Regions from separate parts of the Mus musculus genome. Here region 2 is linked to region 1. The links are chromatin loops, found by intact Hi-C in ENCODE. Cell type or tissue: heart. All regions are shown on one strand. Each heading gives the region's core, and the rest is flanking DNA. Links, peaks and the distances in the headings are about the cores only.

Evidence for each region. A loop is a pair of places that touch in the nucleus more often than their neighbours do. Peaks named below come from ENCODE experiments on the same cell type or tissue, not always from the same donor. Only the 100,000 strongest peaks of a DNase experiment are listed, where the experiment ranks them.
Region 2: it touches region 1 in a loop (1.9-fold over the local background); 7 of 42 quality-filtered maps call a loop at or near these places.

Annotation. Positions count from the first base shown.
Region 1 is chr11:74,458,617-74,474,659 of GRCm38, reverse strand. The region is part of intron 3 of Rap1gap2 (RAP1 GTPase activating protein 2); the gene reads left to right. Among named protein-coding and RNA genes, the nearest start is that of Olfr412, 100 kb to the right of the region's middle. In heart, for the core only: a CTCF peak has its summit at 8,779 (motif pointing right); a DNase peak (open chromatin) is centred at 6,218; H3K4me3 peaks cover 679 bases; H3K27ac peaks cover 1,904 bases.
Region 2 is chr11:74,402,287-74,418,329 of GRCm38, reverse strand. It overlaps Rap1gap2 (RAP1 GTPase activating protein 2), which reads left to right. Exons shown (of 25, transcript NM_001015046.3): 12 at 1,998-2,098; 13 at 3,810-3,939; 14 at 5,878-6,033; 15 at 10,371-10,442; 16 at 10,933-11,019; 17 at 12,473-12,607. Among named protein-coding and RNA genes, the nearest start is that of Olfr412, 46 kb to the right of the region's middle. In heart, for the core only: no CTCF peak of the experiment used is centred there; DNase peaks (open chromatin) are centred at 8,449 and 9,279; H3K27ac peaks cover 1,532 bases.

The sequences.
Region 1 (16,043 bases), core at 5,322-13,321:
GACACTTGTCATCTGATAGAGCCCTCTGGGTAGTTAGTCCAGGATGGTGATTGCATCTTGAGAGCTGTTTCAGTTGCACTGTGCATCTGTGCCTTGGGACAGGGTGAGTTATAAACACCAGACATTTGTTTCCCATCACGCTGGAGGATGGGACATTCACACTCAAGGGGCTGGTGGATTTAGCATCTGGAGAGGCTTGCTTTCTGCTTCCAAGATGGCACCTTGCTGTGTACTCCCACATGTGGCCCTTGTACATATGACTACATTTGTCTGTATAGTCCCCTCCAGTCCTTTTATAAGGCACTGATTCCTTTTGCGGGGTTAAAACCCTCATGAGGCAATCATCTCCCAAAGGCTCCACCTTCTGATGCTATTCCCTTGTAGCACATGAATTTGGAGGGATGCGCATTCACACTCTGGGATCTGCTAGTGTGCACCCTATGGGCCACTTACTGCAAGGTCCCATCCACAGACTTGTGACATGCACATGTCTTTTGGATGGGGGTAGTATTTGACCTGATATAGGGTCTGGACTGTTCTATCCTGAGAGCTCCTGTGGGAACATGGTGAGGCCCAGAGCCTGGTTGACACTCTCTCCACTTGTGTAGTTGTTAGCAGATGTGATTGTATTTGCCTGCATAGGGGAAGAGTGTGACAGGGTTGGGAAGACCTGGCCTTCTGCAGCCAAAGCTCACACAGTCACTGTCTGTTCCTACTGCTACCATAGAACCCAGTGTGCACGGAGTACACAGTTGATGCTCAATAAATACTCACCTGTAAGTGATGGATGAAACCTCTTGATTGGTCCATATATTAGAATGTGGATGTGCGTGAAAAGCCCAGTATTCTAGAGAATTTCTAATAAGACTTGTCTCTCTTGCAAGTAGACAGTATCAACAAAACCCAGCTTCACACAACTACTTTTAATGAATGTGTGCTTATTGTGAAATGTTTAAGCAATGCTAAGCACAAAGAAGTACGTTGTTAAAATATTAATAATGCCTTAATGATCCTGTTATCCAGAAATATCCAGTATTACCACTTGCTAAGCATCCAGATAGCTTGGCATCATACAGACAGATAGAGAGCCATGCATAAATGAGATCACTCTGTTTATGCTCCTTTGTAATAAAAAGAGTCTAATTCAATTTTCCTTGCATTTATTCAATGAGGCAAAACCCCAAGTGGCTCGGAAGGAATTGCTGGAGTGTAGAGAGAGATTTCCTCTCTAGAAGAGACAATATTTTTCATGGGTTCTCTAAAGGTTTTGAGAAAGATCATTGTTAAAATGAAGCAAGCCAGGGACGATGGTGCATACCTGCAGTCCCAGAACTTGGGAGGTACAGACGTGAGGATCTGAGTTCCAGATTATCCTTGGCCATAGAGTGAGTTTGAGGTCCACCTGGGCTACAGTGACCTTGTCTCAAAAACAAAAAGCTGGCAATGATTAATAATGAACCCATAGTGCCCCTCTGTGTTGTGACTGGCTCTCTGCTTTGGAATGTGAGAATCAGGTGGGTTTTAGAGGGAAGACAGTGCTGCCTATGAACTTGGCCCCTTGAAGAGTATTCTCCTTTTGAGGGGGAATGGCTGTGGGTGGTGGCTTTGTCTCTTCAACTGCATGGACGAAGCCTTCCAGAGCTTGGAGCTTCAACACACGCAGCAAACACTCTGCTGAACCTATCTCAGGAACGAATGTGGTTTGGGAGGGAATAGCATGGGCTGAGCTAATTTGATTTGGCGGTGCGGTCAAGGAGTTTCCGAAATGTCAGATGTTAATACGATGGCTGGCAGGCTCTACAGTGGGAGCCAGAAGTAGCTGGGCAGCGTCATCTGTTGTCCAGGAGGGATGTACGAGAAAGGAAGTGGGAAGGGGGAGAAGAAGAAAGCAGGTTGAAGGAGGGAGGGAAAGTGGAAGGACAGAGGCTGGAGGCCGTGATCAGGAGGGGAGGGAGAGGAGAGGTGAGGTGAGTCTGGCCTGCAGCAGCAAGGAACATGCGCTTCAGGACTAGACTGGATTTACACTCTGACAGGCTTTGGCCACCTGATGGAACTCTCAGTGCTGTTCAGAGGGATGCACCCTGCAGTCCTTTGCAGCATGACCTGCTGTGTTTCTCCAGCCCTTTCTTCCCAGGGTCTGGTCCTGGTGATGACCTGGTCTCTGAAGTGACTAGAATTGATCTTCTCTCAGAGATGACCTGGAGGCTCAGGATGAGAACCAGGTCAGATGCACTCAGGGCCTTGTCCCACTGTAGGTGTCCAGAAAGAGCTCTGGTATGTTCTTTGGGGGTATTCCTTGCATGGTCAACAGACCTGGGCTATGAGGGACAGGAGACAGAAGCTGGGGCGGGTTTAGGGAGGGCCTAAGGCTTAGTGACTCCTAATTGAACTGGGAAGATGTGATCTGTAGGAAGGGTAGAACCACAGAGAAGGCCCTTTGAAGTCAACATAAGATAACTCATGGTCCATTGCTGGGTTTTGAGGGAAGAGGGGCCTGGATAAGCTAAACAAACAAACAAACAAACAAACAAATAAATAAAATAAAAAATAAAGTTAGGAAACCCCTAGACAGTGATCCCCCACACTCCTACTTCCCAAGAAGGCTACCTGGTTGGGGGACTTTCATGCTAACTGACTTTCAAAGCATTTTGTAAAGCAGAAAACAGGTCAGTGCCTAGGGAGGGCTAGGGACCTGTCACAGGGGAATTCAGAGGCACCTGAGGGTAGGGATGGTGGTAGAAGTGGGGACCAGGCAGCCAGGCTCTGTGCAGCAGTTCAGATGTTCACTTCAACATTTCTTCTTCTTTACTTATTTGTTTAATTTATTTATGTGTGCGCATGTATATTTGTACACATGTGTGTGGGTGCACACATGCCACGGTGTACATGAGGAAGTCAGAGGACAACGTTCAGAAATTAATTTTCTTCTTTTACCATGTGGGTCTTAGGGAATGAACTCAAGCCATCAGGTATCGTAGCAGGCTGTTTTTGAGACAGTCTCACACAGCCCAGTGTATTAGGGTTCTCTAGAGGAACAGAACTTAAAGAATGAATCAATCTACACACCTTCCTTCCTGTCTGTCTGTCTATCTATCTGTCATCTGCCAATCTATCTATCTATCTATCTATCTATCTATCTATCTATCTATCTATCTATCTACCTATCTATCTATCTATCTATCTATCTATCTATCTATCTATCTATCTATCTATCTATCATCTATCCATCCATTCATCCACCCACCCACCCATCCATCCATCCATCCATCTATCAAGACAATTTATAAGAATGGCTTACAGGTTCTGGTCCAGCTAGTCCAACAATGGCTGCCTACCAATAGAAGTAGTAAGAATTCAACAGTTGTTTAGTTCACAATGCTGGATGTCTCAGCTGGTCTTCAATATATGCCAGAATCCTTAAGAAGTAGGCTGCAATACCAGTGAAGGAATGAACTTGTTGTCAGTGAGAGCCAGAATAAGCAGGCAAAGTCAGAAAGCATCCTTCTTCCATGTCCTCTATCTAGGCTGCCTGCAGAAAGTGTGGCCTAGATTAAAGGTAGATCTTCCCACCTCAAAAGATCTGGACTAAAGGTGGATCTTGTCATCTCTGCAGATCTTGATTAAAAGTTTCTCTTCCCACTTAAGTGATTTAAGTAAGAAAAAAAAATCCCTCACAGCTTGGGTTTTACTTAATTCCAGATATAGTCAAGTTGGCAACCTAACCATCACACCCAGACTGACCTCAAACTCGATATGTAATTGAGGGTGACCTTGAACTCCTGACCCTTCTATCTCCACCTCTGAGTGCTGAAATTACAGGTGTGTGCCACCCTGTCTGGTCTGGCATTTCAGTTTCGAGGAGCAGTGAATGGTTAATAGAGACAGTTCCAGGATGCCTCAGTTTCTCCCCCACGGATCCAAACTGGACCTGTCAGGCCTGTCAGCTTCTTCTGGCTGCTGTAACAAGTGGCCACGGCTCAGGGTCTGAAGACAGCACAGGTTTGTCACTCCCTATTTCTAAAACACCCTATCCCCTGGTTATTACTGGAAGTTGCATTCCCCGTGGTGGTTTTGAGAGGACCCATGTCCTAGCCCCATCCAGCTTTTGGTAGGCCGCCTCTGTGCCTTGGTATCTCCCTTGCTTTGTTTCCAGAGCTAGTGACTCTGAGCCAATTCCTTCTTCTCATGCTACTACCCTGCCCCTGCTGGTTTCCTTTCCTGATGACGTTGTGCCCACCTGGGTCACGCTGCTTCTCCTCCCATGTCAGGGTCAGTCACAGCAGCCTGGAACCTATCTGTGACAGCAACACTCATGGCGGTGTGAGCTTACACATCTGTAGTTCTGGGAATCAGGATGAGGGCATCTCTGAGGAACAGATGGGTTGTTCTTATGGTTCAAAGGTGGAGGCCAGGTCTTGTTCAGGCCTTGCCTCCTCATATGTAAGACAGGGAACCACACCAGCTTATGACTCTGAAAGATTCCATGGCCTTGTGACTGAGGCGCCTCCATTCGGGTTTCATTATTTTGTGAACCTGTAACTGGTGAGTTCTCACATGCCCTTACCTTGATTGTATAGCCTTGGGGTTGGAGGTTCATTGAATGTTCTCCATGTTTTTCTACAGAGGAAAGAAGGCTACATAACCTGTTGTCATGTTAGAGTTGAGACATGACCCCCATTTAAAAATAGCGTTTGAATATTTATTTATTTTAATTTATGTGTATGAGTGTTTTGCCTGCATATATGTCCATATACCATGTACATTTCTGGTGCCCAAAGAAGTCAGAAGAGGGCATTGGTTGGATCCCCTGAAACCTGAGTTACAGGTGATTGGGAGTCATCTTGTGGGTGCTGGGAATCAAACCCAAGTCCTCTGCAAAAGCACAAAGCGCTCTTAACCACAGAGCCATTTTCCAGTCCTATGATTGCTTTGTAATGTTCAGTTAGCAAACTTGCAAATCACACAGACACACACACACATACACACACACAGACACACAGACACAGACACACACACACACACACACACACACACACACAGAGAGAGAGAGAGAGAGAGAGAGAGAGAGAGAGAGAGAGAGAGGATGAGAATGCTTTATTTCCTCAGCTATAACAGAGGCTTGTCAAATTTTTTCATTTGTTTAGATTTTGTTTTTGTTTTTGTTTTTGTTTTTTTTTTTGAAACAGGCTTTCACTATGTAGCACTGGTTAGCCTGGAACTCAATATGTAGCTCAGACTGGACTCAAACTTATAGATCTGCCTATCTCTGTCTCCTAAGTGCTGGGATTAAAATCATTCACTATGAATGGACATTTTGGGGAGACAGTTTCATGTAGCCTAGCCTGGCCTCAAACTTGCCTCTCAAGTGCTGGGATTACAGATGTGCACTATCATGTCTGGCTATGTGCCACTGGAGTTCCTGGACATTGAACCCAGGGCTTGAGGAGTGCTAGCCAAGCCCTCACTAAAAAGAGCTGTACCCCTTCCTCATTATTTCTTCCTCCTCCTCCTCTTCTTCTTCTTTCCCTTCCCCTTCTTCCCCTTCCTCCCCTTCCCCTTCTTCCACCTTTTCCCCTTCTCCCCCCTTTTCCCCTTCTTCCCCTTCCTCTTCTTCCCCTTCTTCCCCTTCCCCTCCTCCTCCTCCTTCCCCCTCCCCCTCTCCTTCCTCCTCTTTCTTCTTTCTTCTGTCTTGTCATATTTTGGAGGCTGGCCTGGATTTTGCTTATTGCCCAAGCTAGCCTGAAACTCATGGTTATTCCTTCTTAGCTTCTTGGATGCTGGGATTATAAGCAACCCCAGCCTTTGTCTAACCTTTTCTTTAAAGTGCCATTGCTTGCCTCCAGTCACACACTGTCATCCTCCTCTGATCTAGCTTGAATTTTTCTTGCTGCACATTCAGATCACTGTCTTACAATTTAGCAGTCTGCTCATAGGTAGATAATGACACCTAATCCCCTATAAATCTGTTTTCTGCCTTATTCTAACCACAGCACAAATGTGCTTCCTAGACCCTTGTCATCTCTATGTTAGTGGAGTGGGCATCTGTGTGTGGGCCTGGGGTCATTAGGCTGAGGGTGGGAGGCAACTCATTGTGCGTAGATAACCCCAGGTGACCTGCCTGGTGTGGAAACTCCCCCTCCTGGTCCTCCAGGTCAGATAGCGTTGCCAGGCTACCGGAGGCTCCAGTGGGGAGAGAGAACAGGCACACATGTTTAAAATTCAATATTGTGTCCTGGCAAACACTCCAGCGGGGCCTTCCAGCCCACTGATAATCTCTAATTCTCCCCACTCCTTGCGGGCGGGGCTCTGCCCTGAGACCCAGATGGTCTCTTCTGGGAATTGCCTGTCAGCTGTTGTGAGGGACAGGGTGGGGGTGGGCTTGTCACTATCTTGGATCATTCTGAGCAGATTCCTGGGAGGCCTGGGCTGGCTGGTGCAGACCTGTCCTTCAGAGGGTATTCCAGAGGATGAAAACCTAGCAAGGCCATGTCCTGTCACAGGTGGTGTCCATTTGAGAGGAAAGGCTCCTTTTCAGAGAAGAGCCCTTTCCTAGGTCACTCAAAGGGCACCCATGACTCTTTCCATGGGACCTCCTGTAAATGGAGACTTTTCACTAAATTGGTTGAATCTCAATTTGAAGGTGGGATTCCAGGTGTAATATGGCTGGCTTCCCTGCAGCCTCATTTCTTTCTGAGGTAGTTCAAGGGTTCCTCAAAGCTGGGGTCCTGATAGAAGAGTTAGGGAGTGAGCAGGCAGTCCATATGTGCAGTGGGAAAGTAGGCCACCTCTTCCACAGGTTCACACAGCCGCTTCGGGTGTCTAAGAAGCACCTGGCCCGTTAGGTCTTCCTGACAGGAAGGGATCACATGGATCCAGCACTGGAGGTCAGGAGCAAGTCGTGTGATTTTTTTTTTTTTTCTTGCTCGTACAAGCCTCTTACCCGTGGCTCAGAATCTTCTCCCCACCCATAGCCCTTCTCCAGGCACAGCTGGGAAGCTGCTCCCCCTACCCAGCATTCCATGCACGCCTCTAGTGCGGTTTCAGCTCCTCACACACCACAGGGTGTTAGGAGGATCCCCAAATTCACTTTACAGTGTCGTCGAATGTTTCTCACGGGTGAGTTCTGCCTAGGGCCTGGGGACACACACAGCAGGAAACAGAGCAGATACAGTTCTTATCCCCATATGCCCGACTCCTAGACAGAGAGACACTGTGAACAGAAAGCCGGCACCTGTTGCTGCTCCTCCGTGCTCTGATGGAGAGCCATGCATTGTATTTTGGAATGGATGACTTTAAGAGTGGCATATTAGGGTTTCTATTGCTGTGATAAAATACTGTGACTAAAAGCAACCTGGGGGGAGGAAAGGACTCATGTTGTCTCACACTCCCAGTAACAAACCATCACTGAAGGAAGTCAGTGCAGAACTCACACAGGGCAGGAACCTGGAGGCAGGAGCTGAGGCCATAGAGGAGTGCTGCTTACTGGTCTGCTTCTCATGGCTTGCTCAGCCTGCTTTCTTATCTCGCACCCAGGACACCACTCAGTGAATTGGGCCCTACCACATCAGTCATCAATCAAGGAGAGGTACCATAGGCTTGCCCACGGGGCAATCTGGTGGTGGAGGATATTTTTTTCAACTGAGATTCCCTCTTCCAAAATGACTCTAGGATTGAATCAAGTTGACAAAATCTAACCAGCACAAATGGGAAAGGCAAATGTGTTTGGGGCTTGGGAAGAGTCTACAGGAAGGTGACAGGCAAGCTGTGCCTAGCAGAGAAGGAAGGGCTTTGTGAAGGGCAGGAAGAGTATGTCTAGATCCTGGGGATAATAAATGCAAAGTACGTGGACAGGCAAGCGCCTGCTCCCCAGGAGCAGACAGGAATCATGGCTGCAGGGGTGTACTACACAGGGGAGGGTGGAGAGGCGGCAGCACACATGTGGATCCTGGGAGTAGGTTTGGATATTTTAAAAAATAATTTATTTCTTTTATGTATACTGGTGGTCTGACTGCATGCATGTCTGTGTGAGGGTGTTGAATCCCCTGGAAACGGAGTTACAGACAGTTGTGAGCTGCCATGTGGGTGCTGGGAATTGAATCCAGACTCTCTGGAAGAGCACACAGTGCTCTTAACCGCTGAGCCGTCTCCCTGGGCCAGGGGTTTGAGTTTGGATTCTTAAGAAATATGTTTTGGTTAATATTTTGTGTGTGTGTGTGTTGCCGTCAGAGCACAGCTTGTGGGACTGGCTCTCTCCTATCGTGTGGGGCTTAGAGATGGAACTCAGGTCATCAGGCTTGGTTGCAAGTCTTTACAGGCTGAGCCGTCTCCCTGGGCCAGGGGTTTGAGTTTAATTAACAGAGAGATGTGATCTACATCTGGCAGCCGTGTGTGCAGAATGAATTATCGATCCGCAGATGTGGGAGGAGGAAGGCTTCGTGAGAAGCTGCCACTAGAATCCAGGACCTTGGACCTGTGCAGTCAGTGGAGGTGTCAAGAAGGAGTGGATGGTCGTTATGTTAGAGAGGTCAAGTCAATGGAATGGGCTGGTGGCAGGTGAGGGGGAGGGAGAGAGCTAGATGGGTCGGCCAAAGGAGACAGGAAGGTTGTCACAGAAGGTGTGAGGTGTGTGGAATTCCACCGAGGTGGCCAGGCCTGAGACTCCACCCACCCTAAAAGGAAGTGTGTCTCCCAAGTGCCAAGCCCAGTGCCTGCTCTGCCCGCTGAAGACAGAGGGCTCCCTTGGCACCCAGGTGCTCTGCTTTCTAGAGGTGTTTGACTTGCGCTGCCTGCCAGCTCCAGGAGATGGCGCTCTGTAGATTTCACCGTGTGCCCTGCTGAGCTCACCTGTATCCCTCCCTGCCCTAGCAACCACATCCCCACCTTTAGGCCTTTGAGAACAAAGTCAAGGTGTTCACATTCCTGGTGGTCCTGTCGGACTAGTTACTCACAGGGTACCACTTGTCAAAGGACTCTTTGATTTAATGAAAATGGCTCAGGATGGTGGTATTCACCTGTAATGCCTGTACTTGGGAGACTGAGGCAGGAGGATTGGAAGTTCAAGGCCAGTCTGGGCTCCAGAATGACACTGTTTAAAAACAAAACAAAACAAAACAAAATCTAAAGAACAAACAAAAGCAATGAAGTTGGGTCTGTGCCTTGGGTCCAGGGCACCTGCTCCTTAGGGAGCCTAAAGGCCCTGGGAACACAGGTAAGATTGAGGAAAGCTGGAACACTTGGATGGATCTGCTTGCTGGGTGCTGGGCAATCCACTGTCTGGGCCTCACATGCTGAATGGCTAGGAGGTGACCTGGAACTTCTTTGACCTGTGGGTTGCTTCTTCCCTGTGACTCCCCCTTGTAGCCAACACCATCAACGACAAGGTAGTTTTGTGGCTAGGGGAGAGGTCCTGAGCTGCTCAGCTGCGTACTGTGTCGGCTGGGTAGACCCACTCCAGACTCACTATTCAGCTCTCTTATACCATACCTGAGCCAACACAGCTTCCTCAGTCAGGGCAAGGATGTCTGATGGGCCTCACTTTTTGCTTTGCTTTGCTGGCTGGTCCACTGTTTCAGTCTAGCCCTGCTTGAAAACCTTGAGTCCCAGATCCGCAAGGTGGCTTACACCCTTAGGACCAGGGCTCCTTAACATCTCTGACACATGAGCTGGATACAGCCATTACTTTGGTTAGCAAGGTGTTGGGTTGTGAGCAAAAGGATAAGGGACTGCCTTCATGTTCCCTTGCTCTGAGACCCTCCTCTGTTGTCCGTGATCCTGAGCCTGGGTCATCTGGGGAGACAGAGTGGAACTGATGCGGATGACAACTGTTTATGATGGGCAGGCGTGTGCAGCTGATCTCTTTTTCCTTGTCTTTGGGGCCCATAAACCTCAGAGGGACTGGGTGTGTGTTTGCAATGAGTGAGTGTTTACTGCGTGTGTGGGGCGTGGGGGTGGACTTGAATGCAAATGTTTTGGGTAGCACTCTGTTATGCCAGCCCAGTGTTTGGGGCGTCTGGGGGTGGATATCCTGGGACTCTGCACTGTGAATGCATTTTTCAGCCAAATGATTTCCCCAAACAGGGACCTCTGGGCCTGGAATGGACAGTCCACCGTTCCTCCCATAAACCAAGTTGGGGTCTTCATTTGCCCCAGCACCCCATTTATCAGCCCCAGCTGGAAAACCAGGGAAGGCACTCATGTTATTTGACATATGGTTTATGGAAGGGAGAGCTGTCTAGCGTCAAAGTCTCCATGTACTGTACATGTATAATTAGTCTGCTGGAGCTGAGGGACTGAAGTACTTATTTAGGTAATCATTAACTAGAACATGGAAAAGAAGCGAACATGCAATTTGCAGATGTTCTCCCTTCCTGCAGGTTAACCTGAAGCGAAGCTCCCAGCTGGTGGGGAGGCTGAGGCCCCCCCCAACCCCCACCCCCACCCCAGCCTCCCTCTGCCATGGCTCTCTGGTGACAGAAGGCTGGGGAATCTTTTAATGGTGGCCAGGACCGGTGGGGATGACTCAGATGACATGTCCTGTGCACATCAGAAGAGTCATGCACCCCACCCCTTTTTTAAATGAGCCTTTTCCCACTCTCCCTCTTTGCTCTAAACCATTGCTTCTCAACCTTCCTATTGCTGTGACCCTTTAAAACAGTTCCTCATGTTGTGGTGACCTCCAACCGTGAAATTATTTCCATTTCTACTTCATAAGTGTGATTTTGCCACTGTTATAAATTGTAATGTAACAAGCTGATATGCGGGATATCTGATATCTCAACCTGCGGCTGCAAAACCAATCAATCAACTCAGTGTTCAGCCCCAGCAGCACGTTTGTTGTGCACCTACTGTGTGCATGGTGAGAACCAAGCTCCGGTAAAATCCCAGGACTCTGTTGTCCCAGGTGCAGGAAGGTGTTCAGAAGAAGAGCCTAGATCATTGAGATTCTTCCAGAACTATCCTCAAACCTGCACTCACTACTGACTGACGGTGCTGGCCCGGGTAGTGGATAGGTGCCTTGTTCTTCACTTTGAAGCAGAGGCTGGGCAGCAGAGGTCACCAAGGCAGGATGGTGCTGGGCAGTACTGGTCTGCTGCTGGTGACAGGCACCTAATGGTCCCTCAGGGGACAACAACAGCTTCCCTGCAGGAGAGTGGGAAGTGAGGCACTGGAGAGCAGAGGTCCACCAGGGAATGTAGGCAGCAGTCTGGAGATTCAGTTCCTAACATTTGACCAGTGTGAGGTTGGGTCCTTTTTGGCAACCCTGGCCATGAGTTATGCGATGGTCTAGAAGACCCCGCATGCTGGGGACTAGTGTGCCGAGCTGGGGTTCACAGCCAAGTTACTGGCAGGACTCAGAAATCCTCTCTGGTAGGTAGCCAAATTCCTAGTTCCCCAAGAAGACTCCTCAGGGGCAGGAGATGGAAGGATGTTCAGGCAGGGACAGCTAGCTAGTGAGAGGGAAACAGGAGCTCTGGGTCAGGCCAGGTGCCACATCTCACCGTGGTGAGTTCGGTCTGGGTGACAATACACAGAATTCTCTTCATTTCTCTCTGGGCACAAGTCCAGGCCAGTGCTGGGGAGGAGGGGGCTCATACTGAACCATCATGGTCAGCACCTGTGGTCCCAAACTTGTCTGTGAATGGGAGAGAATGGATGCTAGACAGAAAGTCTTGCTGACTGGTTCCTACTCCAGAGTCCCAAGTGTGCCATGCAGGAAGTGCCAACCAGAAAGTGAGCAGGGGTCAGGGACAGAGAAGGAATGGGAGAGGGAAGTGTGAAGGCAGGCCTGTCACATGACTGGACTCCCCACCAGGCTGTCAGGAGGCAGCCCTTGCCATCTGTGTCTTCCAGGGCCAAGGAAGCTTTTCTGGAAGGCCCGTGGCTTCACCCTTTCATCTCTGGGGTCTGTTCCCTCTCTTCTTCCTTTCAGCAGGAAGCCTCATGCAACCCTGAGGTCTCTGTGAGGTCAAAGTCACACGTGTCCCTCTTTATCTCCCTGTCTGCTGAACCCACCAGTTCCCCCGCTGACAGAGACTCAACAAGGTTTGTCTCCAGTGACCTCAAGGGATCTTTATAGCTGTTTTTCTTGAAGCTGAGTTTCATGTGGGGAAAACTGGAAATTTCAGGCCACACACTAGATCAAGACCAAGGGCTCTGCCAGAGGACATCAAGGCCAGGAGACTCTCTACAGTGCTGATGCCTGCACCTCAACCAGCACTGGGCGGCTTGGTAACTGGAACCCAGCTGCATCCTGAAAAGTGGGGCTGTTCCTTCAAGGCAGCCGTGTTCTCCTGCACCCTTTGAAGGCATGTGTGGCCTCTCTTGACCGGTGGGGTCTGTTATTTTTATGTTTTTTTATTGTGTGTGTGTGTCTGTATGGGTATGTGTGGATGAGTGCAGGTGCCCACAGAGGCCAGAGGCATCAGATGCTCAGGGGCCTGGAGTTCAAGGTGGTTGTGAGCTGCCCCACATGGGTGCTGGGAACCGAACTCTGGACCTCTTTCCAGAACTGAATAGTGTGCTCTTAGTCATTGAACCATCTTTCCAACCACTGCGGTAGGTTTATGGGTTTATCTTATTTCATATATACTATAGCAAAATTTCTGAGGCTACATAGCGTTAGAACGAAAATGATAATTTTGGCTCACGATCCTGGAAGTCCAAGGTGGAGGGCCAGTATCTGGTGATGATCATGATGGCAGGTTTAGAGCCAGGGAGCCCATGTGCACCTCTGCTGGATCCTCTCTTATGGAGCTACTGTATGCAATAATGGGGCTTCACCCCGTGGCCTATCCCATCCTGAGCAGTTTCCAAGACCCTCAACTTGAGCAAGTGATTGTTTAAACCTCTGCCTTTTAGGACTTCATAGTGGAGATCAACTTTTTCTACACAGGAACCCTGGGGCACACAGTCAGTCCACATCCTCCCTCTGCTGGGTCTCTGTCCCTCTTCTTTTTTTAGGCTTTGAGTTGGTGCAGTGCTTTATGATGTACAAGCCACTTTCCTAAACGCTTCTGGTTCTTATAGCCGTAAGAGAACTGTTATTCTCCCATTTTATAGGTAGGGAAATTGAGGCTCGGGGAAGTAAATGAAACATTTCCCTTCACTGGGCATCAAGGACACAAGCGTGAGTCTTGTGATTCCAAGCTTCATGTTCTTGCCTCAATCCCAAGAAGTAATCAGGAGGCAGAGGTAGGGGGATCTGTATGAAACCGAGGCCAGCCTGGTCTACAGAGCTGTAGTCTCCCCTCCCCCAGCCTGAAACCTGCTTGCTCCGGGGTGGAGCTTCCTGCTCATTTGTTCTGCCACGCCCACTGCTGGAACCTGCCTCTTTGCTGTTCGGAGCCACACACGTGCTCACCCTACTACTGGACCCGAGATTATTCGGCGGGAATCGGGTTCCCTTCCCCTTCCTTTATAACTGAAATGTCGGAACTAGTAAAATTGAGCTTTGATCAGAATGACTGTCTTGGCTACATTTCTTTCTCTCACCACCTAGCCCCTCTTCTCTTCCAGGTTTCCAAAATGCCTTTCCAGGCTAGAACCCAGGTTGTGGTCTGCTGGCCGGACACAACACAGAGCAAGTCTCAGGAGAGAGGGTGGGGAGAGAGGGAGAGAGGGAGCGGGAGAGGGAGAGAGGGAGAGGGAGGGAGGGAGGGAGAGAGGGGGGGGAGAGAGAGAGAGAGAGAGAGAGAGAGAGAGAGAGAGAGAGAGAGAAAGGAAGGGAAGGGAAGAGAAGGGAGAAAGGAAGAAAGGAAGAAGGGAAGAAAGGAAGAAGGAAACAAACAAATAAAAACCAAACCAAACCACCCCCTGCCTCAAAACTTACTAAGCCTCTGCTGCTGGAAGCACTGCTCCAGAGACATACGTCCCCTTTTGGTTTAAGTTCTCTGAAGTCAGGAGCATCTCATGAGCCACAGTATCCAGGGTTTGCCATTGCCAATGTTCTATTTGTGTTACACGCTATATGTGGTGCACACAGTAACACATTATCTTATCATGGGCACTGCTGTAGATGGGAGAAAATCTGGTGTGTGTAGTCACAGCTTCTGCCACCAGGGCTTTCCAGTTGAGAGGAACAATCAGACCTAGCCATTAACTGTGTTTTGATACCTACACAAGTATGCAAACCAAGCCCAGTTCTGTGGGGACGTTGGTTGAGAGCTTTCCAGTGGCTTGAGGAGCTGTGGATGCAGCCCAGGGATTAGTATGCACACACTCCATCATTAACGAGAGAGGGAGAGAGGGAGAAAGAGAGAGAGACAGAGACAGAGACAGAAACAGACAGAGAGACAGACACAGAGAGAGACACAGGGAGAGAGAGAGAGAGACTGGCTGACTGACTTTCAGGAGGACAAGTGGTATTTGGGTCTTACCAATGTGTATCCAAGCCACATTGGTGTGCTGATGTAAAGTTTGAACCCTGAAGGATGGCTGTGGTTTGCAAGGCTGTCTGTTGATCAAGTTATTCACCTCTCAGCCTCAGTTTCTTCATCTACAGAGTGGGCAGGGCCAGCATGCCTGTGGTACTGGTGGTGCTGAGGCCTATGTAGGAGAACAAGTGAGAAGTGTTTAGTTGGGGTCTGGCACAGGCAGTGAGAACTCGGTACATGTTGGCACCTCTCCCCAGAGTAAATTCTGTCAGTCCAGCGGCATTTATTGACGGCTGCTGTGTGCGGTAGGCGCTTCTGCATTTGTGATCTCGGCTCATCCTGGGAAACACCCAGGGTGTGGGGTAGGATCATTAGTCTATTTTTTTAAGCCAAGAAAACGAAGTTGGAAGTCATAGGCCTGGCTGGTGGCCTGCTGTGGCTTGGATGCCAGTCTCTCTGACTGTCAGTGGGTCTTTCCCCTGGACCGCAGCTGCTGGGGAAAGATTGAGGCCAGAAAGGAAGTCTGGCTGGTTGGGGGCTCACAAGGCTCATGGTGCTTTATCACATCAATATCACTGGGTGTCCTGCGTGATGGGGCTTCTGGTTTGGAAGAGAGCTGGTGTAGGGGTAAGGCAGGGGTTCTTGGACACAGATGAGAGTCTCATTAAACCAAGCAGGAATATGCATGGGCGTTATTCTCCACACCCTCCATTTCCATGGACAGTGGTTGGTTTTGCATCACAGGATGGTTATTTGTCTCTCTGGCCTCTGCTCTTCCTCCTCCTCCTCCTTGGAAGTGCTTGAGATGCCTGCGCCCTGGACTGGCACTATGGCCACACTCTGCTTATGACACTACCAGAGCTCCAGGCTTCCTTGGCTAGCTAAGACAGTCCATACTGACCCCAGAATTAATCATAAGCTCATTCAGTCCTTCCCTGCCTTTTCCTTCTCTTCCTTGATATCCTCCCCAGCTCACCCTCACGTGGCTCTGCTTCTAGCAGGCTGTGTGACCTTCAGCAGGCCAAGTAACCTCTCTGAACTGTAGTTACACTTTTCCTTGATAGCCCTGGGGGCCACATGAGATGCGGCAGGGGCTCATCCCAGGCCTGGATGAAGTGGGGTGAGTAGGAGAGGGACTGAGCATGATCTTCCTGGAGTCCCCATCTTTAGCAGTGTCCAGAAATCAATAAGTTAGAGCTTCCTCTCTCTCCTGCCTCCTCACTTCCTATTACTGCATCCCTGTATTGCAGAAGGAATCTGGACCGTGAGCATACTGTGAGCAGACAGGTAGCGGAAGCTTACTGGGTATGGCGTGTCTTGCTAATTAGAGCCTACCATGCCCCTGGGACTGCAGGAATGGCAGGGCCAGGTGGGGGCTCTACAAAAAGGCTCTTGGGACCCTAAGCAGGAACAGAGAGAAGCCAGAAGCAGGTGTGGGAGGGTCAGGGACACAGGAGCCCCACACTTGGTCTTTGGGCTCAGCAGGGGCAGAGAATCACCCCATGGCTTCTTCAACACTATGCTCCATCAAGTGTTTCAGGATTTGGAAGGGACATTGCCAGCCTTCTCTAGAGCTGTAGTTCCCTCTCCCACGTGGCACTTGCAAGTGTGGTGGCCCAGACTCTCTTTCTCACCCATTCTGATTTCCCATGTTATTTTAACCTCAGGGAT
Region 2 (16,043 bases), core at 5,313-13,312, 56 kb after region 1:
TTTTAGTTAAAAACCTTTGGGGCTGTTCTGCTCAGCAGATTATCCAACTTCTCAAGTGTGTCATGACTTTCTTTTTTTCTTGTCCCTCTCCTTCTGTTTCTTCTTTCTTTTCCCTTCTTCTGTCCCTCTTCCCTGTTTATTTCCTCTCTCCTTCTATTAATATAAGATAGAGTCTCACTGTATGGCTCAGGCTAGCCTTGAACTTGGTGCCTTCCCGAGTGCTAGGATTGCAGGTGTATGTCACCCTGCCTGGCTTAGGCACTGTTTTGATTGCTGAGTAGTAAGTAGTTCATGGTCTGGCCGCACACACTCTGTTTAGCTATCCATTCACTAAGACATCAGTCAGGGTGGTTTCCAGCTTTGGGGAATTATGACTAGAGCCTCTGTAAACACTGTTGCGTAGGCTTTGGGTTTTTGGAACTATGGTTTCATTTCTCTGGGATAATGGCCTAGCAGTATAAATTCTGGTCTCATGGTAAATTGCATGTGTGGCTGCCAGACCATTTTCTGGAGTGATTGTCTTCCCATCAGTGTGTGGGCGATCCAGCTTTTCTGCATCCAAGCCAGATTCAGTGCTGCTGGCTTTGAGTTTAGCCCTCTTGGTGCATGCGTGGTGTACCACATCATTGTCCAGTCTCCACTTCCCTGCCGCCTTAATGGTGCTGAGCACCTTTCTGTGTGTTTGGTTGTCATCTGTGTATCCACTTTGGTGAAATGCCTGCCAATGTCTTTTGACCATTTTCTAATAGTGATTTTTCATACTGCTAGGTTTTTATTTCAGCTTTACTGATCTATATTTCTTAACACTGTGTACTTTACAACAGTAAGAATTATGTCCACAGGTGGCTGTGGTGTGGTCACAGTGCCACAGCAATAATGATCTAATTGCAGGGTGTGCTCACCGCCCTTCAAAGAAACCCTACACCCATGCACAGTCTCTGTTGTGTTTCCTTCAGTTCCTGGAAGATACCAAATTCAAGGCCAAATAACCTGCTTACTGGTTCTCTGGATTTGTCTAATATATAACACTACAAGTGGAAGAATATTTTATGTGTGACATTTTTGACTGGTTTCTTTCACTTAGATAAATGTTTTCAGGGTTCATCTATGTTGTAACATGTATCTCCCCCTTTATTTATGGTCAAATCATGTTCCGTTGAATAGATATACCACATTTAAAAGAAATCTGTTTGTTGGTTGACAGATATCTGAGTTGTTTCCACCTGTGGGTTACATACAGTACTGCTCTTGATATTCATGAACATGTGGGTTTGTGTGTGTGTGTGTGTGTATGTGTGTGTGTGTGTGTGTGTATACGTTTTGATGTCTCGTAGATATATACCCAGGATGGAATTGCTCAGTGGTTAGCCTTTTGGTGAACTGACAGACTGTTGACAGTTATCTTCCCTGTTCACAAGGAGCCATGAACACTGGTCCTGAGTTCTCTGTAACTTCACTCATACTTGGTCTTGTCATCAGACCCATCCTAGTGGTTGTGAAGTGAGGTCTTATTGTAGTTTTGATTAATAAACACTTTTGTTTTGAGACAGAGTCTCACTGCGTAGCCCCAGCTACCCTAGAATTTGCTCTGTAGACCCAACTGGCCTCGAATTCACAGAGCTCTGCCTACCTCTGCCTTCTGAGTGCAGGGATTAAAGGATCGTGCTACCAGCTGAGCCCTACTTTAGAGTTTTGAGAGTTCTTTCTAGAGCCCTTTTGGAAGCCCGTGATTGGTTGTTCACTTTGGGTCATGATTTTGGTGTCAAGTCTAAGAGCTCTTTGCTCTGACCTCTGCTGGACTCCAAGGCCTCCTTACTCGGGGCCAGCACCCAGCCCTGCAGAGTCCTCCTCCATTAACCCATCCTCTACCTTAGGACAGTTACAGCAAATGTACTAGACAAGAATGAAAGGAGAAAGGGACCTGGAGTGTGGACAACCCTTCCACTCCACACTCAGCCGACTCTTCTCATTCCTTCTCTGGCCTGTGTTTCTTCCAGACCCTGGAGGAGGAGCTATTTGGGAATAATGAGGAGAGCCCAGCTTTCAAGGAGTTTTTGGATCTCCTGGGAGACACCATCACACTGCAGGATTTCAAAGGGTGAGTTCTGTCAAGGGCCCACAACATATACGGTTGAGGGCCTTGGTGGGGGTGAGGGGGCATTCTGTCCTAGGGGAACTCTGGGACATTTTCATCTTCTGATCCCTTGCTCATGTACCTGCCTGAATTCCTGAAGACTCAGTGGTCCTAGGAATAACCCAGAGTGACAGGTTGGCTGAAAGGCAGTGGCCTCAGCAGCGTGATGAGCTCGCTCCTGCTGCGGTTTGTCTTTCTAATTACGTTCAGCTCAGACTGGCAGCAACACGAATCCACCTTCCCTACCACTCACCTGGCAGGCGGAAGAGAACCCTGGGCCGTTTGGAAGGAAACGACCCGATTTGGACAGCGCTCAAAGAACAGATAATTAAGACTTCACGCAAACATAATAACCCTCTTGGCAGAAATCCACACAACCGTGTATGGTCATTAAATGGACAGAAAGCTAGAATATTGGGACTATTGTTTGGAAGTCTCTGGTTTTGATTTTCCTAAGGAAAGGCAACATTTCAGAATATTTTAGTTGCTGGCATATGGCTGAGAGTCCTAAGACAGCCCCTGCCCAGGAGCCAAAACCAGCACCTAACATCTTGTGTAAAAACACTTAGTCCAGTTGCAGTAGGCGTTCAAATAATTACTGTCTTCCTTAGCTTCCTTCTCCCTTTTTTTCTACCTCTTCGCTCCATGTTTTCCTTAGTTTTGAAGTCACTACTGTTGCTGGAGTCAGTCTACAACAGGCTTAGAGTCCCACCTCGCCACAAGCCCTAAGATGTCGGGCCGGTGACTTTACCTGGAGAAGATCCCAGTTCCTTATCTATAAGAAAGTGAGATAAATATAACACTATAGCACCTCCAAGGTCACGGGGAATTAGAATAGATAGTGCAGACAAAGCAGGGTTGGAAGCTGAGTGCCTGGCTGCGTCCTTTTGGCCCTTTGGGTCTGAGATGCATCTGGGTTTGTTGTTTTTTTCCCCTCCCAGTTGCTGAAGACTGGTTCTAGGCTGGCAGCCACATCTCTGTGAAGGGGGAAGGGCTGGCTCCTGGAAGGCCATCAGTTCCTCCCTAACTTCTCCTTCCTGCCTGGGATGATACAAACATGGAGGGGTTTGGTCTCTACAGGAGCTGGCTGCTTAAAGCCAGTCATCTGTCCCTTCTTCTGTGGTCTCCCAGTCTCCTGTGGGTTCACCCACATCCAGTGGAGTGACTCTCTGCCCTGGCTCTTAACCGATGACTTGGACAGAACAAAGGCTCAGCCTTGGGAGCTTTGGGAAGCTAGGCCAAGTGTTTGTGTGGGGTTGTGAATGGATGGTCATCCCACTTGAACCACCCCATGGAGGATGCATAACAAAGTCTTGAAGTTGAGGCTCTGTTTGTTGTCTTAATTTACTAGTTAGTTAATTTGGTTGTGTTGTAAGACAAAGTCTTACTCTGTAGCCCAGGCTGACCTCATACTCAGGATCATCTTGTTTTGATCTCCAAAGTGCTAGGCTTACCAACATGAGGCCACAAGGCTGGACTTTGTCTTTCATATGGATGACAGATGGTGGAACACTGGGCTAGGCTGTTCAAAAGAACAGATCTCCACACCTCCCTGTCTTATACCCTTGTTGGCCCTCAGCTCATCTCTTCTCACCCACCTATCTGCTATTCATCCATAGTGTCACCAAGATGCCACCCCACCTCACTCCTTCCCTCCTGCTCTGTTTTATGCCAGTTTCCGAGGAGGCCTGGATGTGACCCACGGACAGACAGGGGTGGAGTCGGTGTACACCACTTTCCGGGACCGGGAGATCATGTTCCATGTGTCTACCAAGCTGCCCTTTACGGATGGTGACACCCAGCAGGTAACCAGCACAGGAAGGCAGGGTCAAGCTACAGGTCCCTCCCAGTTGCCAGATATGGACATCACACCCGGTTAAAACACTTCCTCGAGGCTCAGTGGGACAGTACTTGACTAGCAGGCAGGAGGCCCTGGGCTCTATCTCTAGTATCAACGCCAAGAACTTCCCCTGGGAAGTCAATGAAGGGTCAAGCTGGGGGCAAAGCAAATAAGGTTGATAAGGCTGCATAGCAGATCTGTAGATGGGAGCTGGAAGCCGGTAGAACAAGCTGAGTGCTTTACTCTCAGCAACTTAGTGGCTTCAGAATGTGGCTTTTGAGTAGTGTCTGTGTCACTGCTGTGATATTCTCTAGGTTTCCGAACAGTGGGCTCCTGAGAGATCTACACCTGGCATGTGCCTGCTTCTTGTGGAACCTCTGTCCCCTATCCTGGCCCTTCAGCCCTTCTGGGTCTTTGCTGCCCTATGACTGTGAAGCTTGCATGAGTAGCCTCTCAGCCTCATTGCCTGTCCCTAACCTGTGGCTCCAGCATTAGCCAACCTTCTCCAGGCTTGCTGCTTTGAGCTGCACATCCCTGGGGTGGGTCTGGCTTTGGCAACTGATCCTGATTGTTGTGACAGCAGTGACCCCATCCTGCTTCTTTCCTCCTTCCTATCTCAGGGAACACGGGAGGGCCTCTTGACCTGTTTGTTTCTGCCTAGGAGCAGGGATGTGAAATCATAAACAATGTTCATGGCTCCTTGGGAGTAAAAGAAATTGGCAAGCGAATTATGATTTGGCTCCCAAATAACTGGATGTTCCAGAAACAAATGGCTGTGAGATTTGTTGTGTAGCCAGAGTGGGTTTTCCCTGGTGATTTCATCTTTGGTCCCTGTTTTTTTTGTTTTTGTTTTTGTTTTTTTGCAGTCCCTCTCACAGCAGGTCTCCGAGGCTTCTTACCTCAGGGTCATCTCGCCCTGGCATGTGCTACAGAGCTTGACTCTTGGCAGGGACCAAATTAATGATAGTTCTTTCATTCTTTTTGTGAAATGGGAACTCAGGTGTGTGTGTGTGTGTGTGTGTGTGTGTGTGTGTGTGTGTGTGTGTGTGTGTGTGTGCTTGTATGTAACAAGTGAGGTTGTTTGCATAAAAGCCTCCAGTACCGAGTTCAGAGATTAATAGATACCCTGTAAATGAGAAAATCAATTAGAAAGGGCTGAGCACAAGTCCTGCTTTCAGGATACGTTTAATAAAGGACCAAACACACAGGCAGGATCTGGCGTGCAGGAAGACATTGATATTGGTAATCATCTGTATGAATAGCAGTTCACACTTCATGGCACACAGTAGGGGCTTGTGACCTAGAGCGCATGGCAAAGCGCCCGGCACTGCCGGTCCATCGGTTCTCCTCTAGCTTGCTGACCTGCGCTGCTCTCTGTCCTCACCTCTGGTGAAATGATCTGCCTCCTCTGTGTACATCTTCTGACCACCCTGCCTGTGTTTTCAGGACGCCTTTGTGGGTAACTGTTGAGCCCTCTGCTGTGTTGCCACTGCTTCTGCTCCTAAAGCTGTCACCTGCCAGGGAGCAACTGACATAGCCACGGCTGACAGACTGCTTAGTGGGTTTTTTAGGTGACTTCTCCTGTGGTTGCCTTTCTTCTGGATCAGTTATGGTTGTCTCAGGGACAGACCTCCATTCTCTCCAGGGTTCCGAGTCCAGGCTCTGTACACTGTTGTTTATAGCACTCAGGCCAGCTGTTACCTAACAACATGGCTGTCTTTCTCAATTCTCCTTTTGGTAATTCCCACAGACTGAGAGAAACAGCTCCCCAAAGAGTTAGCCTTAGAATTCAGGGTTTATGGACAGTGGGATAAAGAGGAATTTGCTGTTGAGCTCTCTCCTGTTTTGTTAACTCTCGTAACTAGGAGGTATTTTCTGTACCAATGAGGCACTTTCTGTTTAGCTGCAGAGAAAGCGGCATATTGGGAATGATATCGTGGCCATCATCTTTCAAGAAGAAAATACACCGTTTGTCCCAGATATGATCGCATCAAACTTCTTACATGCCTACATTGTCGTTCAGGCTGATAACCCCGGCACAGAGACCCCATCCTACAAGGTAAGGAAAAAGCCTCCATTGGGGTAGTCATGGGCCCATGTACATTCCTAGGGTTGGAGGGCTCAGTGACAGCAAGAGACACCAGTTCATTACCAGTATTGCAGTCCCCATGGTTGGCCCAGCTTCTGGGATTTGGAGCCTGGCTCTGGGTGGAGAGTGCCCTCTGAGGTCTCCATCTGCTGCTGGTAGCTTTTCAGCTTCTCATACAACAGTGAAGAAGCCCTGAGCACTGGCCACTGTGATAGCATTAGCTAGAGTAAGCCAAAGGAGGAAGAGGGGAGGAGGAGGGGGAAAGGGAAGAGGACGGGAGGAGGAGGATAAAATCAGGAGGGGAGGAGGAGGGAAGAAGTAGAAGGGGGAGGAGGGGAGAAGAAGGTGGGAGGAAGGGAGGAGGAGGGGAGGAGGAGAAGGAGAGGTGCAGAGAAAGGGGAGAGGAAGACAAGAGAAGATGAAGGCTAGAGAGGCCTCACAGACCCTGGTCTCTGCATCAGGATGGTGTGGACAAATAAACAAATTTAATTGGAAGATTTTGGTGAGAATGCAAGACCTGGGTGAGACTCATGACCGGGGACTTTTCTTTCTTTCTAAGATGAAAGCTAAAAATGTTATCCTGGTCACTGCTGGTGACACATGCCTGTAATCCCCAAATCCTGGCAGATGTGAGGGCGGGGGCAGGGGAGTCAGGAGTTTCAAGCTAGCCTGGCCTACATAGTTGAGACCCTGTTAAAAATAAATAAATAAAAAGAGGATGTGGAGGGCGTGGGAGATGAGAGAGATTAAAGGAAGTTCGATTTTAGTCAGGTATGCTGCATGCAAGTGTGTAAATAGTACATTAAACTCCATTAATATGTATAATTAGCACACGCTATTTAAAAAAGAGAAAGAAAGAAAGAGAGAGAGAGAGAGAAAGAAAGAGAGAAAGAGAAAGAAAAGGGTCACCTGCTGTAACAGGAGGAGGTGTATGGGATATAGTAGACTGTTTCGGCTCCCAGCCCTCAGCATCAGACAGAAATAGGACACACTCCTTTGTCCTCTTCACTGGCTGCTTCTTCACCTCCCTTCTTTCTCATAACCCCCCAGGGCAGCACATCTCTGTAGTCCATTGGTTTGAGGGGCCTAGGACTCATAGGAGATAGGCTGAGCTGGGGATTTTAGGGTAGGGCTAGGTAGTCTCCAAGCCCACAGAGATCTTGTGAGTAAAACCAAGTGCTGGTTTCTGTTTGTTTTTTGTTTGTTTGTTTGTTTCCTGGGAAGAGAGATCAGAGTTCAGTTCCCACAGGGTCCCCTGCATCACAGAACACTGGGTACCAGCATCTTAAGACCCCTTCCCACTACTGAGGCGGGTTTGAATTTGGAAAGATGCCCGTGTCTTCTAAGGTGCTCCCCAGAGCACCCCTCCCCCCCAGGCACTATGGGTGATGCATAAACTGTGAGGAGAACTGGGTTAGCTCCCTCAGGGCCCCCTGGCTGACACTGGGCCTTAGCTGAACCCTGAAGTAGGAGGGCCAACAATGAAAAAGGAGAGTAAAGGCGGGAGGGACCCCAGAAGACAGAATGACCGAGCAGCCTGGGGTCTCTGCTTCTGTCTCTTTGTTGATGTGTGACTGCAAGTCAGTTCCTTCCCTCTCTGGGCCTTTGTTTCTATCTTTGCAAAACAGGAAATCTGGATTTTAAAGCCTCAGGGTCCTTCTAGCCATGGCTACTTATGGGAGCAGAGACAGGCAGGATGGGGTATGGGCTGCCGGATGGTTTGGGGAACTCTGTGATGAAGGTGACCTTTTGTACATGTAGGTCGACAGGGAAAGTAAAGACAAAAAACCTGAGTGATTGATGGTGGCTTCTGCTCTGGGCCAGGCTTTGCATTACAGCAGTCTTCTTCGTCTTCTACATTTGTGTGTGTGTGTGTGTGTGTGTGTGTGTGTGTGTGTGTGCATGCGTGTGCATATGGAAATCAGAGGCCAACTTGCAGGAGTCAGTTCTCTCCTTCCACTATGTGGCTCCTAGGGATTGAACCCAGGTTGTTAGGTTTGGTGGCAAGTGCCTTTAGCCACAGAGCCGTCTTTCTAGCCCCTCGGATAGTCTTCTTGAAGTCTAACAAGGCCCATTAGTCTGCTCATAGGGAAGAGATTGAAGCTGATTGATGCTGAGGGCACTTAGAGCTGAGGCCGCAGAGCCAGGGAGCCGGGAGCTGGAAGTCTTCCCAGGAGCCTCTGGGGCATGTGAGAAACCGGCCCCGTGGGTGTGTGTGAAGTGTGGCTGGAATTGAATCACTTCTCAGGTAGGGCTATCTCATTCCCATTCACTCCAGGTTGGAAAGAGATTCCAGCTCAGCAATCAATAGGATTCCCCCATCCCTCCCTGCAGGGGCCAGTCCACCTCACTCCTGGAGTTCTGCCAAGGTTTCAAGACTTGGCTGTGAAACAGGCAGCTGGGGAGGGCCTTCCCTTGCCTATCCTGACTCCCTCTGAGCAGCCCTGCCAGTCTTCTGGGTGGCAGGCCATCCCTGGACATGGGGGTTTTGTTGGGTCTCTAGCCTTCCCTCTCTAAGCTCCCCTGGGCATCTGGTTGTAAGCCGAGAGGAGGGGGAGACCGAGGTCAGAGGAGGAGCTAGGATACGGATGGGACGTGGATGGACATTACCAGAAAGGTCTTGGGCCCTGCCCTGCTGCCCTGTGGATTTAAAGGCATTCCTAAGACCCTTACCCTGTCAGAATAGACTACTTTAATGCAGGCCTGAGGAGGAGGGGCCGGGCTAGGGAAACAGCTGGGCCTGCAGGCATCTGTGCTTTGTCCCACATGTCCCAGATACCCAGAGTGGGCAGCCAGATTCTTCTTCTGAGATGGAACAAAACAAAACAAAAACCAAAAACCTGACACACAAGCTTGATAAGTCCCCAGATTGTCTCTGTCCTCAATACCTGTGTGTCTGTGTCCCCCTTCCCAACATAACAAGTACACATGTGCACTAGACTTGGGCCACCAGTGCATGGTTGGTGGCTGGGGGTGGGGGTGGGCTGTGTCTAGCAGCTGGGGCTCAGCCAGAAATCTTGTCAGTGAACACAAAACCATTTCTTGAGACTCTGAGTACCTCAGTTTGGGCCATGTAAATGGCCTTGAGCTTGTAAGAAGAAGGCCCCATTGACCAAAGCTCTGCTTCTCCCCGCTGGACCTGGCAGGGCCCCAAGCTGCCTGCTCACCCAGTCTGGCAGACTCTTGCATCTGCCCTACTTCACAGGACAGAGTGGTTGGCAGCCTGCCAGGGCCTTCACGTCAGCCACTGCTAGTGAAGGGATAGGGCAGCCTCCCAAGAGCCCTGTAGCCTCAGGGGCTAACAGCAGGTGAAACCTAGGTACTTGCACAAGAGAGGAGGTGAGGAGTGGAAGCCACCTGCTGCAGGACCACCCTTGTGCTGGAGTCTCTGGATGGTCTTACAGTCCAGCCTCAGCATCTGGCCAGAGCCTGGATGTCCCCCATCCTCTTTCCCAGTCAATGCCCTTGGTATCTCTGTGCCCAAGCCTCAGCCAGAATGACTGGCTCCACATGTAGAGCCAGGCTTCAGACCTGGGTCACTGCCTGTGTCAACTTGCAGAGCCCCAAGCTTTCCTTGCAACCAGTATTTACTTGTTTCTTTAAAAAAATTATTTGTTGTTGATTTTGCTACTGGTGGCGTGTGTGTGTATGTATGTGTATGTGTGTGCATGAGCGTGCATGTGCACATGTGTACTTGTTATGTTGGGAGGGGGGACACAGACACACAAGTACTGAGAGAAGAGACAATCTAGGGACTTACCAAGCTTGTGTGTCAGGTTTTTGTTTTTTTAATCTGTGGAGCCATTTCTGTGGTCCAGTAGTTACCTTTTAAACACTCTGAGTTTGATTTATGGCTAGGTTAATGGGGAGTCAGAGTTGGGTTGGAGCAGTCTGGATTCTCTGTGCCCCTTTCTCTGGTTTTAGGGTGCTTGTTCCATGTCTTAGCCATCTGTTTCCTCATCAGTAAAATGAGCAGTAGTTCTCAGTTGCTTTCTCTGGGATGGATGCTGTAATGGGGTAGGGAGGCAAACCTCCTGGCCACCACCTGCACTGTCTGTACTTAGGGTCTCAGTGGTTCCCCAGCCCAGGGCATCATCTGGCCAACTTGCTTCTGGCCCTTAGGAAGGCAGAGGGAAGGATGCCGGATTCCATCCCATCCAACCCACTAGAGGAGCATCGTATGGGGCTCGTGGGTGATGCTCACATAGACGTTCTGTGTTCTGGGAAGGAGGGAAGGGGTATGTTGGTCTTCTGTAAGGTGTGGGACTCCTAGTCTGTCTTAGTCCACATGAAATTGTTTCATTCAGGTATCAGTCACTGCTAGGGAAGATGTGCCTGCCTTTGGTCCCCCTCTGCCAAGCCCGCCTGTTTTCCAGAAGGTAAGAACCTTTTCTTTTATACTTGTCCCATCCCAGACCCCAGATCTCTGTACCCATGTGTCAGTAGTTGGAATGGGCTTGAATGTAGACTGGGAACATTGTGGGGAGATCCTGTTATAGCTTTGGGGGTATCTCCTTTCTGGATATCTCCCACCTCACCCTTTGAGGTCAATGTGGCCCTTGTTGGGAGTTTGATGCCAGGGTTGTCCTCCTGTTTTTAGAAGGACTTTTATACTGTGCTCTAGACCCAGGAGCCAGCCTCAAGCATTGCCTCCAGTGACCAAGGTGCCCTATGGAGGGTGGGTTTCCCAGCGCTGGGGAAGCTGGCTTTCAAGTTGGTACATTAGCAGGCAGGCCTGGCCTTGGCTGGAAATGACCGGATATGAGAGGGCTAACGCAGGGGTTCTCCTGCCTTTTTGTCACTGTGGTTGGAGGCGTTTGATTGACAGCAGAGGCCAGGAGAGTTCTGAACCTCTTTCACCTGTTTCAGGGCGCAGAATTCCGGGAGTTTCTGCTCACCAAGCTCACGAACGCAGAGAATGCTTGCTGCAAGTCGGACAAGTTCGCCAAGCTGGAGGTGAGAGGGCCACACGGAAAGTCTCCTCTGGGCTTGTTTGCTTCATCCTAAGCCCTCAGCTCTCTGTTGCTTTGGGAACATTTTTTTTTCCCTTGGTAGGAACTCATCTAGATTCTAGGACTTACCTGCCAATCATCAGGTTTTTTTTTTTGAACATGTAGTATGTCCAGGTCTTGCTCTGTTACCAAGGATAAGTGAGATATCACTTCTGTACTATGTAGTGCCCATGCTGGTAGAGGGACCTTTACAGAAGAGAAGCTAAGATTTATAATAGAGTGTATTTACTGTATTATACTATGGGCCATGATGGAGCCAGTGGGTAGTGACTGCTTCTGCTAGGGATAATGGAGGGTGTGTTCAGGGAAGGCTTCCTGGAGGAGGTTGCTTTTGAGCTGATGAATCTTGACATCTGATAAAGCTTTTGCATGAAGAGAGTCTGGAAAGTCATTCAAGACTCAGGGAACAGTCAAAGGTCCAATAGAATCAGACATTGTTGGGAGGGGGTGTGGCCAGATGACAGCCTCCTGTGGCTGGAAGACGGGACTGCAGATGGTTGGCTGCATTGAATGGCGCAGGGTTGTGGCTTGCAAGTGGTAGGCGCTATGAAATTTTTAAAAGTGTTTGATTCGCATGTTAGAGACATCATTAGCCAGCAGGTGTTAGAGTTGGAGGAGGAGAGGTTGAAGGGGAGATAGAAAAGGAACTGGCCAGTTAGAAATGATTAAAGAGTCTAAGAGGCTCAACAAAGGTGAACCCTTCACAGGAGGCACTGGGCTAAACTGCAGGTAGGCGTGTCCAACCAGAGGCCTGCAACCCACATGTGCCTCAGGGTAGCTATGAGTGTGGTCCAAGCAAAAATCATAGACCAGTAGGTATAAAACATTATGAACGTTTCCCCTGGTAACTGCCTGTGAAGTTCTTATAGATTGGCATTGTATCACACTGTCAGAAGGTTGGACTGGGAAGACATGATGGACTCCTAGAAATAAATAAGGGCAGGGAAAGTGGAATTGTGGGGTGACTCAGTCTTTCAGCTCAGGCTCGGCGGGGACAGTTGGGAGAGGAGCTTTGTTAGGACTGTGGCCTGCAGAAAGGGCTTGTCCAGTCTGTTGTGTCTGGAGTCCCCCTGGAGGTTGCTACCTGGCTGTTACAGAACCATGGGCAGAGGGGTTGTGCGTATAGATCCTGGTCTGAGATCTGGGGTAGGGGGTCCCCAGGGTAAGCCTTGGAAGAGCTGGTATGGCAGGGAGAGTGGGGGGGGGGCAGGCCTGGAACATTTGTGCTAACTGCAGCATTAGTGAGCATGAAGCCCATTCTCCTCCTAAATCCTACCGTGGCCAGGAGCTGGTGACAGAATAGCAGCCCTCAGACCAGGCATCCGGGCCAGAGAAGAAAGGACACGTCTCTCTCTGCTGTCGGTGTCTGTACACCTGTATATACCACTCCTTTCTAGGACCGGACCCGGGCTGCTCTCCTGGACAACCTTCATGATGAACTCCACACACACACTCAGGTCATGCTAGGCATGGGCCCGGAGGAGGACAAGTTCGAGAATGGGGGCCATGGAGGATTCCTGGAATCTTTTAAGGTATGGACGCAGGCTGAGTTTGGGTTGCTATGGAAGAGGGCAAAGAAAGAAAATGGCTACGTTATTGGGGATCCAGCCTGAGAACCCAAGGACTAGTCAGAAGTGACAGGATGGGGTGGGACTTTTTAAAGGGCTGGGGCATGGTGTGTGAGATTGGAGCAGCCAGTGTTGATTCCAGAGCGTGGGGTATCTCCATGCTCTCTCCCATCTTTAGCCCAGGAATCTCTGAGGTCACAAGCCTTGGGGTATTTAGTAGCTAGGTCGGTTGCTGCTGCGTGGTTCTTCCTTGCTGGCAGGTGCTGGGGCCCGGTTGGCGGTGGATGAGTGGGTGGAGCCACAGGCGAGTCTCTCCAGCTTTGAAAAAGAAAAGTTTTACCTAGAATGAGCTTCCTGTCCCCAGAAGGACTCAGATAACCACAGAACCAGTGAGGGGCACAGGTGGCTCCATTATCATGTCTTGGCTGCAAGCTTGTTGGTCCACACGGCACTTATATTGGCATCTGATTTGATCCTGACTACATATAGTCATGTACATTTGGATAGTGATTTCTGGATATCTCCTTTAACACAGAGGGGTGTGGGTGAGTGCTGGAGGGCAGGCTACAAGAGGCCGTGGGGTCTTAGGACCCTGCACCTCAGAGGTTCACACCTAGATTTTCTGACTCTAAGCTTACGTTTCTGCCAGGTTTTCCACTAGAGAGAGATTCATAAACATGACATTTTGAGGTATTAGGATTGGGGTTATATGCGCTTTTAAAAGTACCCAGCTACAGGATACTGGGAAAGATCTTTAAAGTTCGTAAGGTTCAGTTTTCTTGTTAAGGAACCAGAGATAATAAATTGGACCTCTGTCACCTTGTTGTGCGAGTTCATTGGAATAATGCCCAGAAATTGCAGATTGCCTATGACACAGTAAATACTTTTAGCTGTGGTAATAGGGCACCCATTATCTGTGCTGTGTAGGTTGCATATAAGACTTAAACTTCCCAACTGTCATTAGAGCTCCATGTGGAAGGCTGGAATTGTGGCTATAATAATTTTGGCATAATAATTCACACTCAATTTTAGTAATTGTAAGTATAGTTTTACATGTGAGGAAACAAAGACACAAACACTAAATAATTAGTCTTAGGTCACCCTGGAGACAGAGTTGAATTCAGGTCTCCCAAATTCCTAACAGCTACATGATACTACTCCCTCCCAGTTTCTGACCATGAAGATTCCACCCATACTGGCCAGGCCTGGGCAGGTCTGGGTCAGTTGTTCACTGCCCAGCTGACAGCTGAGAACAGGCAGAGCTCTGCTGGCCCTAGCTAGAACCAGCTGCTGAGATTCCTCCTGAGGGTGGGAGGAGCCGAGGTGCTTGTCCAGGCTGTTAGGAGATTCTTAGGGTTTCTGGTATAGTCTTGATTGAAGAGGCTGTGAGAAGAGGAGAAGCCAAAGCCGGGTGAATCTAGATGCAAGAGGAGCTGGGTGTGGAGGAGCCTGCCTGTATGGCCAACATTTGGGAAGCCAAGGCAGGAACATGATGAGTTCAAGGACAGCTTGGGTTACACAGTGAGATTCTTCTTTATTTCTGTTGGATTTTGAGAAAAGTGGAGGACAGAGGGGGAAAGGAATGGAGAAGGAAGAGGGAGCCACGGTGGACAGATTGTCTTGCCAAGAGGAGGGTCAGCATGAGGCAAGGTAATAGGAGGCAGGCTTGGGCCAAGGGAAGGTAGAGGAGCGGCCACTTAGTGTCCTCCTGAGGCTCCAGGGGCTCTGCCCCACCTCGTATCACACCTATCAAAGTGTCCCGCTCCCCTCCCACAGTAAATTAATTTACGTAGCATGATCAGTGCCGAGCCGCGGTTGACAAGCTAGTAAGATGCTGTGCTTTGCAGACATTCTATGAACATTGGTTGCTTTGAGTCCTACAGGTTTTCTTTTGTATGTAGGAGCTATATATTTTTTTAAGGTTTCAAATGTTTCTGTAACATTGTATGTCGGCTCTGGACATTCTGCCCATGGGTCCACTGGATGAGGTGGCTCAACAGCCGAAGGATGGTGGCTCCAGGACAGTTTGCTCAGTCTTTTGCATCTGTTAGGAGTGGCCATTGGTTTGTTTCACTTCAAGGTGTCTGAGGTATTCCTAGAGGGGCTTTCACTCGAGGGCATGCTGCAAGACTCTTTTATGACTGGCCTATAAGCCAGTATAGCAGGGACTTGTTTTTTAACTCTGTGGTTGAAGGCAGACCCGTTTTTTCCATTCAGATTTCATACCTACCTTTGAGGTTGTGAAGTTGTGGGGATAGATAGAAGGGGCCATGAGGGTCAGGCACACAGAGTGAGCCTCTGGAGCACTGATGACCATGGCCAGTGAGTTTCTCTTTTCCTAGAAGGAGACCTTGGCTTTTCTTGTCAACCCCTTCAGTGTTGTTGATTCAGGTCTCCCATGTGGAGAAGCCTGGGCAAGGGGCAGGCATGGTCCTGGCCCAGTTCAAGAGTCTGTGTCTAGTGCCTTAGTCAGGACTGTGGTGTCAGGATTACTGATTTTTTTGGGGATTAACCCTAGACCTCTGTGGGATGTCTCCAGGATAAAGGGTTATTTGCAATGATTTCAGGAAGAAAATGCGTGGCTCGAAAGTTCTCTCACAGGCAGGCACTAGCTAAGGATGCGCAGGGATGAGTGACACCCACTTCCTATCCCCTTCAGACTGGTCTTCCCTAGAGGGCCCAGCTGTGGCCTCTGTGGCCTTGGGTTGTGTGCGCGCCCCATGGGGACGGACGGTTCACTCATACCTCACTTTAGTTCTGGCTGTGAGTGGAAGCTTCCCCTTCAGGAGACACGCACTGGTTGCTTTGTGGACACCTAGATTTGCTTGGAAACCAAGCTGCTTGGAGGGATCTCAGGACCTGTCAGGCCTACTGACACTCGGAAGTTTTCGTTTTCATGTAGATGACAATCTGAGAATCTACACATTTCTAATGGAAAAGACTCATCTTTTGCAGTGTTGCGTTGAATGAAAGATGTTTCTGTGGCTCAAGGGGGTGGCTGTGGCCATGTTCTTGGGAACCTCACAGGTTTTGTTTTGTTTTGTTTTGTTTTTATCTGATGAAGAAGCTGTGTATCACTTCCTTTTGGAAGGTATTTATCTCTAGATCACCTATAATGAAGTAAAAAGAAAAAAAATGACAGTTGATTTGTCCGTGTGGTATGGGTATAGCACATATGGACCCTCGTTTGAGAAACACTGGACTGGCTCAACTCTCTACTGTCCTCATAATATGGAGGCAGGGGTAGAAGACAGTGGGACAGAATTGGAACCACAGGGAGCAGGGAGGCAGCAGGCTAATTTCTCTCACCCTTTGAGGAACTGGTGTAGGTAGTGCATTGGTCTCACCTGACCTCTAGTGGCAGGAGAGGCCAACAGACATCTCTGGCAAAGTCTTTTTG